2 separate regions of the Mus musculus genome follow, and region 2 is linked to region 1. The links are chromatin loops, found by intact Hi-C in ENCODE. Cell type or tissue: left cerebral cortex. All regions are shown on one strand. Links, peaks and the distances in the headings refer to the core of each region. The heading gives the core; the rest is flanking DNA.

The links. A loop is a pair of places that touch in the nucleus more often than their neighbours do. Peaks named below come from ENCODE experiments on the same cell type or tissue, not always from the same donor. Only the 100,000 strongest peaks of a DNase experiment are listed, where the experiment ranks them.
Region 2: it touches region 1 in a loop (2.1-fold over the local background); 16 of 42 quality-filtered maps call a loop at or near these places.

Annotation. Positions count from the first base shown.
Region 1 is chr2:26,038,552-26,041,459 of GRCm38, reverse strand. No RefSeq gene overlaps it. Among named protein-coding and RNA genes, the nearest start is that of Ubac1, 18 kb to the right of the region's middle. In left cerebral cortex, for the core only: no CTCF peak of the experiment used is centred there; a DNase peak (open chromatin) is centred at 1,291.
Region 2 is chr2:26,272,475-26,275,382 of GRCm38, reverse strand. The region is part of intron 9 of Ccdc187 (coiled-coil domain containing 187); the gene reads left to right. Among named protein-coding and RNA genes, the nearest start is that of Ccdc187, 21 kb to the left of the region's middle. In left cerebral cortex, for the core only: a CTCF peak has its summit at 1,601 (motif pointing right); a DNase peak (open chromatin) is centred at 1,606.

The DNA of each region.
Region 1 (2,908 bases), core at 286-2,785:
CACCTCTTTCTGGGGAACTCAGTGGCCTCCACAGAGGTTGGCAGGTGCCTGGGACCTGTAGATCTGTGGTACTGGGTGGCCCTGAGAGTTAGTGGCCTCCCTGTGCATGACTAACAAAGCAGCCACGTATATCTCTGGCCTGGATAGGAGCCGCACCAGTCAAGGTGAAGCCTCTCTTGAATGCAGCATCGTGGATTGCTGAGATCAGACGGACAAGGATGGAATGGGATGGCCTGAGCCCAAAGCTAGGGTCCGCTTGGAGAGGTTGTGCAGGCCAAGGCTCACATGTGCAAGGCGTGATCCTCATAACCTTCATTTCATGTTCTCTGCATTTAAATAAAGGGAACGCTTGCCTGGCACGTGTGAAGGCTTGGGTTTGATTCCCAACACCGCAGAAAAATCATAACAGCGACATTGATGACTATCATTTCAGTACCATACCCTGCTGGAAGCACAGCTTCCAAAACCCCAGGAGTCCAAAGATTCTACCTATTGTCTGAAAGTAGTTTAATTTATGGGCAGCCTGTAGGCAGCCAGATTAGGGGACCCAATCTTTGGAGCTGAGACAGCCCCGATGGGAGTGGGACTAGGTCTCTGGTAGGAGCTGTCCAGGAGGGTGGTTTGCCTAACAGAATCCTCCACCAGTTCCTCTCTATTGCCTCCTGCCTCAGGGCTCTCCTTTTCTGTTCTATGCTCCTCTCTCTACCTCATCTCCTGCAGAGCTCCTAAAATGGGCTCCCTGGGCCTTAGGGTGCATGGGCATGGGGTGTCAGAAACACTGATTCAGTGGGTGAGACCCAGGAAAGTACATACATGTCAGCCCAGACACATGGGAACCAAAGCACTCAGGTCCCTTCCTTGAGGGGGACAGGATAATGGGTCTCCTCTGGTCACTGTTATAAGGCCAGCGGTTCCTCAAAGAGAGCCCAGACAAAGTGTGATGGTCAGGAGAGCAATCCCCCTAAAACACAGAAGGGAGGGTAAAGGGTCACCTTAGCCCCATCAACCTTCCTGGTTCATAGCCTTGAGACAGGAAGCTGGGTTTCTGGGTGCCAGTCTTAGATCCAGGACCCAGAGACCAAGTCAGATCCAGATAGGGCCAGTAGATACTAAGGGCCTCCCAAAAGGCTCCAGTCACCCTAAAACAGCCCTCTACATCTCCTGTTCCCTGCCCCCTCCTAGTTTCTGTGGGCACGATGCACTCCTCTGTTTACCCAGGGCAATTTCAGCTGCGAAGCTGTCGGCGGCAGTCTGCAAACAGCCCCCAACGCTGCCTGCCAAGCGCCGCCAGCCGCCAGCTTGCTTCGCAGGCGGTTCGCACAAGCTGCCCGGCCTGGCACCAGGCTGTTAGCTGGCCTCCCCCAGGAGCTGGCAGTATTCCAAGGTGTCATCCCTTAGTGTCCTCATCGGCTTCTCTCCAGCCACCTTTGCTGCAGCCCCTGGGTACTCCTGGATCCGGAGGAAACAGGGGATTCCAGGGTTCAGTGACACCTCAGGAGTGATCCAGGAGCTCTGGGGAGATGGTAACCTTGAAATCCCTCAGGACCCTAGTTAGGGATATACAGTACCACTGAGACTTGGGTATGGGTCACCCATGTAGTACCTCATGTCCAGGCAGGAACTGGCATCCTCTAAATTGTCTCTGGGAATCACCCGAGGCTGGAGACCTGACTATCCTCAGGTCTTCTTATGAATCTGATGGCCGATCAGTTACAAGTTCATTCAGCAGCATGGAGACATCTCCTTTTTAACCCTAAAGATGCTGGATACCAGAATTCACTCAGGCTAGAAGAGCAGCCATACACCTGGACTCTCCTCAGTCTAAACTTCCTGGCTCTAGGCATGTGTGAGGGTGGTAGACTCTCATCACTGGGGAAAGTATTGGGAGAAGATGCCGAGCTCCTGTTTGCTCCAGTGTTGGCCCTAGTTCATCCTTGTGAATGAGAGGAGTTGCTAGGGCCACACCTCAGTCAGCTCTGTTTCATGCTGCCTCTCAAGATCCCAGAACTCAGGTCCCACTGGCTTTCTGTCAGCCTAGACCTACATTGCCAGGCCTCCTTTTGTGGGATAACGATGTTAGAGCCTCCAACACCTTTCCAGTCCTGGCACTCTCAGAGACCCCCCAGTTTCAGTACACTGCACCCCCCACTTCATCTCTGAGCTCAGACAGCCCTCTTTTGCCTGCTTCACTGAGGCCAATGCCAGGTCCCAGGCTCCCTTGAAGGTAGGGAACGGCAAGCCTGGCCTTTGGACAGGGCTGCATCTCTTAAGATTAATAATCCTGCTGTGTCATGGCCTCATAATTAAGTGCTTGTTCATCCCCATTATCATCAGAATGATTTGTTGGTCTCTGAGTAATAAAAGTCCACCTGCTGAGGCAGGAGCCTGCAGGCATCTCTGCTAGAATCCTTGAGGGAGACTGCCACCTTCACCTACAGGAGGCTGCCAGAGGGACGGGATGGAGTGCCCACCTCTGGGACTGCTGTCTTAGCTTTCCAAATGTGTTGTGGCTTAGACTTAACCCTGGGACTCCCTTACTGTACTCAGGAGCTGCCTGAAGCTAGGGCTGGCCTGACCTCGAGCATATATATGGTCTAGTAGACCCCACTGGACAACTTCAGGGCTCAGAGATGCTGCAAAGCAAGTGTGGATGACCCCAGAGTGCTGTGTTCCTGCTTGCACACACATTCACACGAATGTGCACACACACGGGCATACACCTATCTCCAGGTCTTGGTCCTTGGCTTCTTCTCTCTCCTGCTTCACTGCCTTCATCATCATGAAGTGAAACAGATCCTGTCTACCACTTCCGAGAAGCGGAGCTGTACTGAGGGGTGGTGGAGCTGCAATGTGCAGCCAGTCTCCAGGATTTGCACCCCCAACCCCCAAGTGGCAAGAGAAGAGTATC
Region 2 (2,908 bases), core at 198-2,697, 230 kb before region 1:
GAGTCTGGGTGCATCAGGTCGGATGAAGAGGGACACAGCCCCTAGACGTGCCATAGGCTCTTCGGCCTCTGGCAGTGGCCCATTTCACACATCTAGTTTGCCTCTGACCTGATCCCCTCATCAGGCAGGAAGACACTCTTTTGTGGTGGCCCATAGGCCTTAGGAAATCGGTTTGCCTTAGCTTTTCCTCATTGGTTGGTAGCAGGCTGAGTTATCTAAGGACTTTGACACGGGGTTCACCGTCCCATGTCGAGTTCACAGGACTTATGGCCTTGGTCCCTAATCCTGACTTTAGTCTTTTCCGGTGCAGTCCATACATGCTTGTAATGTCCCTTCTGTAGTTTTTATGACCCTCATTGTGCCCTCACACAACATCTCACCGTGTTTCCTACCTACTCTTAGACAGGCCCGTGCTGCCCCCACCACATCCAACTTTTAGCGGCCCCCCCACTGAATCCCCAGGTGGGCAGGGTCTAGGAGTCTTTTGTGCTGTAGGAACTTTGCAGATGACCTCAGCAGTTGCCCACCAGAAAGCTAAAGGTTTTCTCTATCTGCAGCTGTGGTTCCTGTCCTCTCCAGGACTGAACATTTCCTGTCTCCTAAAACATCCCCCCCACCCCACCCCACCCCCACCCCGCCTGCTGCTGTCTGACTCAGGCCCTGTCCAAGGCATCCTCCAACATTAGAAATTCTGTGGTCCCCAACTGCTCCCCTCCCCCCAGCCTCCTCCTGTGATCCTTTGTGCTTCTGACCAGAGGGACCGCTCTGTGTCTCTCTCCCTTTGTTGTCCTTAAACTGAAGCATCCTAGGTGGGTAACTCCAACAGAATGGTGGCCAGAACTGAGAGGGCACATTCTGGAGAGGACTGGGAGGCCATTGCCACAGAGGCCCAACTGGCCCTGTGTCTGTGCTTGACAGAGTTCACCAGGATAACCCCTGACCTCAGTGTGGGCCCCATGTACAGGGACTGTGCCTCACTGCTAGCCACAGCCCCGAACTGTCTTTTGTTTGTTTGTTTGTTTGTTTGTTTGTTTCGAGACAGGGTTTCTCTATGTAGTCCTGGCTGTCCTGGAACTTCCTCTGTAGACCAGGCTGGCCTTGAACTCAGAGGTCCACCTGCCTCTGCCTCCCAAGTGCTGGGGTTAAAGGCATGTGCCACCACTGCCCGGCTTTTGAGCTGTCTTCTACTTGGCATCTGGTTAGTTGCCTTAGAAGAGGAGAGGCTATGTAAGCCAGAGATACCACATTCTCAGAGCAGGAAGAACAGGCTGTGACTAAGATGGCAGAATCCAAAGGGAGGCTGCTTCTCCACAGCTGGCCCAGCCATGGAGGGGGGAATCTATGTCACATCTCAGTCCTGTCTGGTTACCTCGAGCAAGCTCGTGTTTCCTCCCCTCTCCAGTGCATCCACTTAAAGCAGAAAGCGATGCGACATCTACAACCCCTACCCCTGTTTCTCCTGGAGCTGGGGCACTTCTTTCCAGGTGCATCCCCTGCACTAAGGGAACCCACCCCTAATGAACTTCCTGACTGTAGAAGGTGACTTGGACTTGGTGTTTCCTGGATGGTGAGGCCCGTGTCGTCACTGATTCATGATGGCCAGTAGGGTGCAGCATTGTGTCGGGATTTCCCTCTGCTAGTTCTGTTATCCCACTCCAACATGGACTGTTCCAGATTTTTGGGAGGGTTAATTTCGATATTCCAGGCTCTTAGATGGACAGGCTAAGTGACCCCAAGGTCCCAGACCCAGGTCAGAGGACCATGGCCCCAAAATTCCTGACACAGGGGTCGTGACCTGGCTCCCCCTCCAGGGGTGTCTAACTTGTTGGAATTTCTCGGCCATTTTATTATCTATATAGTTCATGCTAACATGAACAGAGATTTCTAAGTGTCAGAATATATTGGTTTTGTGTTGGATGTATTCTTAGCCATCCTGGGGCATATATCTTGGGCTGCAGGTTGGGACACACCTGTGCCATCTTTCTGCTGTGTTCCTGCCCCAGATGAGCATACCTGGTGGGCCACAGAGCTCTACAGGACTCTACAGAGTACTATCCCAAGAGTCCAGGAGAGGCCAGAAGAGGCAGAAATGATAAACAGAGCCTGTTTCCCAGAAAGGCGGGGGCTCAGGGAGAGCAGGGAGGAGGTTTGCTAGTCTCACCGAGTGACCAGTCACAGCTTGGCGGGCCTGCCAGTTTACTTCTGAGGAGCTAAGCCAACTCTTATTTTTCCAGGTTTTCCTTCTGTTCTCCTGAGGTGCACCATCTAGGGTCTGGACTCATGCTGAGCCTGGGTGGAATCTTCTCCTCACATACAGGCACTTGGTGACGGACGAGGGCCCAGCCTGTCACCATTCTAGCCAGCTGTCCATGGGGCTTGACCCCACCTCTGTTCACATTTAACTGCACCCCATTTCTCCTGCTTTCTGGAATCTGCTTCTATGTCTGTATCCCTATCGTGCCTTGCAGCCTTCATGTATGCCCATATGCTCAGAAAGAGCTTTATTCCAGGCAGGGGTCGGGTATGGACATACCACATCCTCGCCCTGCACAGTACCTGACTTGAAGGCTGGAGATAGAGACCTGTGGGCCCTGAGGGCTGCTGGACAAGGCACCAGTGACATATTTGGTTACTCAGGTTGAGTCCAGGTCACTATGTACCAGGGACAGATGGTGCCTCTGGGAGAAAGTAGAGTGACCAGAGGCTGTGTTCACCGCCTACACCAGCCCATGTCTATATTCATTGTCTGTGCTTCAAAGCCTTCTAATCCCTGCAGCTGCTGTGTGCCCACCTGCACCAGGCAGCTTGCCGCCCACTGTGGCTGTTTTGACCTGGGTAAAGAAAGGCCTTTCCTGTCTGAGGGAGGACGCTGCCTGAGACCATGCAGAATAGAGAATTAGAATCCTTA